2 separate regions of the Homo sapiens genome follow, and region 2 is linked to region 1. The links are chromatin loops, found by intact Hi-C in ENCODE. Cell type or tissue: MCF 10A. All regions are shown on one strand. Each heading gives the region's core, and the rest is flanking DNA. Links, peaks and the distances in the headings are about the cores only.

Region 1 (2,914 bases), core at 276-2,775:
ACTGTCACACGGTCCTCGATGGCATCTGGAAGTTGAGCCAGCTTTGCTTTGTCTCAGCTGAAGTGAGGGACAAAGGCCACTATGGGTCCAGCTCTTCTAGGACCTGCTATCCTGTGAGCCTCCTTTCTCTGCCCTGAGGATCTGGGTCTGGGCTCTGGGCTGAGGCTTCTCCTCCAACTCGCCTCAGCTCAGCGTACCTCTCTTGTGTCCAAGGCCGCAGGACCAAGGGATTCAGAGACAAACACGCCCCAGTTGAGGCCATCACTATAGCACCAGATCTCTGCCTGTGACCCAGGGAACTCACCTCCTTCTGAGGCCTCAGCCTAAGTCTTCTGAGACTAAGTGAGGAAGCTGGGGCACAGATAAACTGGAGTCTGAAGTCGGTGAGCAGTGGTCTCAGGTCTGCACTCTGACCCTGGAAACACAATGACCACAGGAGATTCAATTAGCAACACCTATGCTCCCTTCCATGCAGTGAAGTTGAGTAAAACCCAAAGGTTTTACCCAGCAGAAGAGGGACAATGCCTCATTCTAGCTTTAAGAGTTAACATTGATTCACAGCTCAATTATCCTCAGTGAGCGAAACCCTGCCTTCCTGAGTCCGGGCTTTGGAATCAACTGACTGACTGCTGTGCCACTTTTATTCACTGAAGAAATGGGTGCCTTCCTTCCATGAGCCCGTTCTCCGTGCTGGAAATACATCAGGGAACAAAATCTCAAAGTCCCAGCTCCCGCAGAGTTTCTAGTCCAGCGGGGGAGACACACAGGAAACAATAAACATGATAAACGAAGCACAGGAAAAGAAAAAAAAGATTCCTCGGGTTTGCTACCTACGTGACTTTGGACAGGTTGTCAAGCCACACTGAGCCATTTTCTCTCTATAACACGAAAATAATCATCGTAACACCTCACAGGGCTCCTGTGAAGATTAATGTGAAACATTTGCAAGGTTGCCTGGCATTTTTAGGCGCTCAGGAAACAGGCGCGGAGTGACTCAATCAGTCACTCGCTGGCCCTGAACCTCGTCCCCAGCACTCACGCCCACAGGCCTGCGGGTCTCAGGGAACCGGACCCTGGTCCTGGCTCAGAGGGTCCTGAGAGCAAGGGGCCTGTCTCAGGCGGGGAAGTGGCCTGGAGGATGGGCTTTTGAGCTGGGCTGTAGAGCCACCCTGTCACCCACAAAGGCGTTCACCCATGGCCCCATGACCCCACGACCCCGTCAACCCCCGCCCCCATCAAAACCATCACCACCTCCGCGTCCCTCTTACTTCACCGCCAAGAGCCTGAAACCTCAGAGGCCGCTGACAACAGCCAGTGTGAACTAGGGACCGCCCTCCCGGGTCAGCGGAGCACTTCCGCTTCCCACCGCCCCCTGGGAACGCGGGATGGGGTCGGAGTGTGTCGCAGCGCCGCGCACGCGCAGTAGCACGGGGGTGGGTGCGCCACCGCCAATGGCCAAGATGGCGGCTTCCAGGGACCCCGTGTTTCTGATAGTGTTCGGCTTGAGGACAAAAGCGTGTGACCATTTTCCGTGGCGAGTGGTACAAAAGGCCCAGGGCGTCATCCCTTGCCGGCGAGAGGCGAGCGGACTTTCCAGCGGCCTAGCTCCCGCCCGCAGGGAGGCCGAAGTCCCCCTTGTCCCCCTTCTCCCATTTCGTCCTCCTGCATCGCGACCCTCCCAGTCGCTGCGGCATTGGGTGTTTGTGTCCCTCCGTCCTGAAAGCCATTGTTCCCGCTTTTTTACCCTCCTGGGAATAGGAAAAAGAGTCGCGCCTCCGGCGCCAATAGCGCTCGGAGGCGTGGCCATCTAGGGTCCAGGCTGGTCTCAGGGAACCCGACCCTGGGCCTGGCTCTCAGAGAGTCATGGGAGCAAGGGGTCTGGCTCAGCCGGGGAAGTGGCCTGGAGGATGGGCTTTTGAGCTGGGCTGCAGAGCCAGCGATCTCTTGAAATGAGGAAAGAAACCCTCATTCTGATTTTTCTCTACGCAATAGAGGGGCTCCAATTCCTGAGATCCTAGACACCCTGGGAGAATCTGGATTTTACTTTTTTGAAAACGCACTGTAAATAGCAAAGAGGTGTTTTCTGTGAGATTGCCAGCCAGTGGCAACATGGTCCCCTAAAAAGGCCTGTAATGGCCTTGAGGAAAGTTTTCTGTTTCCTGTCTGGGCCTGGGGGAAACAGACGAAGTGTGTTCTCCATCCTTCTGTGCCTGCCTAGTCACCAAGCAGGCTTCCTTGGGTCAGGCATGGCAGGGTCTCCACCAGGTACAAAGCAATCCCTTCTGTGCTGGAGCCAACTGGTGCCAGACACTGTTTATAGATGAAAGTGTTAAAGCTGATCATGGAATCCATCAGATATGTATTTAATTTCCATTTGAACATGGGTCTTTCTCCTTTTTCTTTTTCGCTTTCTCCTCTGCAGGTTAACTTGCATTCCCCAGGTAGTTTGAATGAGTCTCAGCCCAAATTTGCAAACTCAGTACAGCCATCCCCTGGGAAGTTACCCTGTCTAAGCCTCCTGTACAAGTCCTAGGAAAAGAACCTGTTTTCCTTTGGGCATGTGAGCAGTGAATTATTGCTCATTCAGAATTTCATGTGTATGTGTTGCTGATGGCCAGGTTTAGAGAAACCAACCTATTTATTTTTAGAGGAGAGGTGAACTGATAACATTCTTTTCAGACATCACTATCACGAGGCAGGAAAGGGCTAATAGTATGACAGTGTCCTGAGGACAATAGAGAAACTGCAAACTGCAGAAGCACCTGGTCTGTGGCCCTGACCAGCATCTCTCCATTTCAGGATATGGAGATTCTGCAGGAACAGGTATTTCTTCAGAAAGAGAAGGGACTGATATTTTAGATGTGACCAGATGCAGGGCACGCTCTTATTGCCATGCCAGCATTTGCTATTCATG
Region 2 (2,914 bases), core at 136-2,635, 140 kb before region 1:
GCCGAGATCGCACCACTGCACTCCAACCTGCGCGACAGAGTGAGACTCCATCTGAAAAAAATAAAATAAAAATAAAATGAAATATAGTGACAATACCAAATACTGTGAAGATGTAGAAAAATTTGATCTTTCAGACATTGTTGGTGGGAATGTAGAAGGGTACAGCTGCTCTCAGCAACAGTTTGGTAGTTTCTTATAAAACTAAACAGACACTTCCACACGATCCAGCAATTGCATTTCTGGACATTCATCCTAAAGAAATGAAAACTTATGTCCACACAAAAACCCATACACAAATATTCATAGTAGCTTTATTTGTAATAGCCAAAAACTGAAAACAATCCAAATGTCCTTCAGTGAGTGAATGGTTAAACAAACTGGTACAACCATACCATGAAATATTACTCAGCAATGAAAAAGAACAAACTATTATTAAACAAGACAACCTGGATGAATCTCCAGAGGATTACAACTGAGTGAAAAATGCCAATCTCAAAAGGTTACATATTATGTAATTCCATTATATAACATTATTGAAATAACACAATTATAGAGATGGAGAACAGATTAGTGTTTGCCAGTGAAAGGGGTGGGATAGGGTAGGGTATGTAATGATAATGAGGGTAGCACAAGAGAGTTTTTTTGTGTTGATGGACTAGCTTTGTGTCTTGATTGTAGTGGTGTTTACACAAATCTATATGTAATAAAATTACACAGATCTATACACACACACAAAATGAGTACACGTAAAAACTGCTGAAAATGGAATAAGGTCTGTTGTTAGATCTCACCAGTGTCAATTTCCTGGTGTTGATATTGATCTACATATAAGGTGTTCCTTTGGGGGAAGCTATTTGAAGGGTACACTGGACCTCTTGTACTGTTTTTGCAACTTCCTGTGAGTATATTATTTCTGCAGTGGCGTGATCATAGCTCACTGCAACCTCAAATTCCTGGGCTCAAGTAATCCTCCCACCTCAGCCTCCTGAGTAGCTAAGACTACAGGCACACCCAGCTAATTTTTTATTTTTTTGTAGAGACGGGATGCCCTTATGTTGCCTAGGCTGGTCTTGAATTCCTGGGCTCAAGTAATCCTCCCGCCTTGACTTCCCTAAGTGCTGGGATTAAAGGCATCAGCCACCACACTCGGCCTATATAATTATTTCAAAATAAAAAGTAAAAAAAAAAAAAATCTGTCATTGTTTCTTTGTGCAACATGTTGAGCTCTTCACTTGGGTGGCTTTAAAGACCGGAAACAAACTTGGCATTAACTCAGGATGGTTTTGTCAATGACTAACCAAGTGCTAAATGTTGCCAGGTCAGATCCCATTTCTCAACAAACTTTTATGGAGAGTACTACCAGCCCAACATCTGTACCCATAAGCACTCTTTTATATCCTTTTATTAAAAAATCTTTGTATCTACCCAAAAGGCTGCTTTTCATGCAGGTTCATATTTTTTATTGAATCGCTGGCAGTACAAGGTGAGGGAAGGAGAGATGTGTGCTCTGAAAGAACTATTGCTGGCTGCTGCTGGGGTATTTGAAGAACTTAAATGAAGTACCGCTAATTCAGGCAGGGCAACCTCACAAGGCCCTTTCTTTCTGCAATGGGTTCCTATTCCCCCGTGTTGGCCTCTAGTTCCTGAATGTCCCTGAACTATGTCAAGGATGCTTATATATCTTCCGGTTCTGACTTACACCTTCATGAGACCTGTAGCTCCCAAGTACACCCTAAGTAAACTATCAGCTAATTTCCTACCATTTCTCAATATTTTTGGTTGTGTTTAAAACATAAATGTGTCTATGAATTCTTACTGTGATGTTTCCTCAAACTCTTAAGTCCCCAGAATCTTAAATAGAGGATTAAGAATTTAATTCACTCTTTTTTTTTTTTTTGAGACAGAGTCTCTCTCTGTCGCCCAGGCTGGAGTGCAGGGGTGCGATCTTGGCTCACTGCAGCCTCTACCTCCTGGGTTCAAGCAATTCTCTGGCCTCAGCCTCCCGAGTAGTTGGGATTACAGGTGCCTGCCACCACACCTGGCTAATTTTTGTATTTTTAGCAGAGACGGGGTTTCACTATGTTGGCCAGGCTGGTCTCAAACTCTTGACCTCAGGTGATCTGCCCACCCTGGCCTCCCAAAGTGCTGGGAATTACAGGTGTGAGCACAAGGATTAAGAATTCAATTCACTCTTAATCCGGATCCCAACTCTTCTTAATATTATGGGGCCCTGTTCATAGGGAGCAATGAAATATTCATCTTTGGGTGCATATTTAGAACTCAAACCCTCAGTTTACCAGCCAGCTGCAGTTACCAAGTAGCTAGTTTTGTCCTTTTTTTCAGCTGCTAGATGTCTGACAAGGAAAAATTAAAATTTTAAGCTGCTAAACTTCTTGGTTACAACTGTTTCCACTTGCCCAGAATCTGGGGAGAATGAAAATGTTTGCTACTCTCTGTCTCACCTGAAACAATCATAGACCCTTCTGTTTATTCCTAAGTCAGAACTATTTAAAGACCTATCCTGTAATAATAGAAAATTCATAATAAAAAACTGTCTTCATGCAATTAATCTCAAGAATTATAAAGGTTTTTATATACCGTTGTTTTGAAAAGCACGCATAAAAGGTTTTTTGTAAAAAAAAAAAGTGACATTGAAATGTGAGGTCATTCCTCAATATTCAAATAATTCAAGAATTGGCTTTCACTTTAAAAAAAAAGCATGGTTATTTATTTAAAGATTGAAAGTCATATTTCAATGAGCTGGGTGTAATTTTATCTCCTTTGCTACAGTTCCCTTGAGTGTTTAAATGACCAGCCAGGCCCTAAATGCAGCTGGTTGACCTACTAATAGCCTCATTGCCATCAAAGGGAAACTTCATTCTGGGTTCATTCTGGGTCTATGGAGCCTGAATTG

Evidence for each region. A loop is a pair of places that touch in the nucleus more often than their neighbours do. Peaks named below come from ENCODE experiments on the same cell type or tissue, not always from the same donor. Only the 100,000 strongest peaks of a DNase experiment are listed, where the experiment ranks them.
Region 2: it touches region 1 in a loop (4-fold over the local background); 5 of 110 quality-filtered maps call a loop at or near these places.

The regions. Positions count from the first base shown.
Region 1 is chrX:46,445,701-46,448,614 of GRCh38, reverse strand. KRABD4 (KRAB domain containing 4) reads right to left here and starts at 1,318. Exons shown (of 6, transcript NM_001129898.2): 1 at 1,269-1,318; 2 at 305-415. RefSeq lists an enhancer at 1,082-1,739. In MCF 10A, for the core only: no CTCF peak of the experiment used is centred there; a DNase peak (open chromatin) is centred at 1,374.
Region 2 is chrX:46,588,533-46,591,446 of GRCh38, reverse strand. The region is part of intron 1 of CHST7 (carbohydrate sulfotransferase 7); the gene reads right to left. Among named protein-coding and RNA genes, the nearest start is that of CHST7, 16 kb to the right of the region's middle. RefSeq lists an enhancer at 2,631-2,914. In MCF 10A, for the core only: no CTCF peak of the experiment used is centred there; a DNase peak (open chromatin) is centred at 1,276.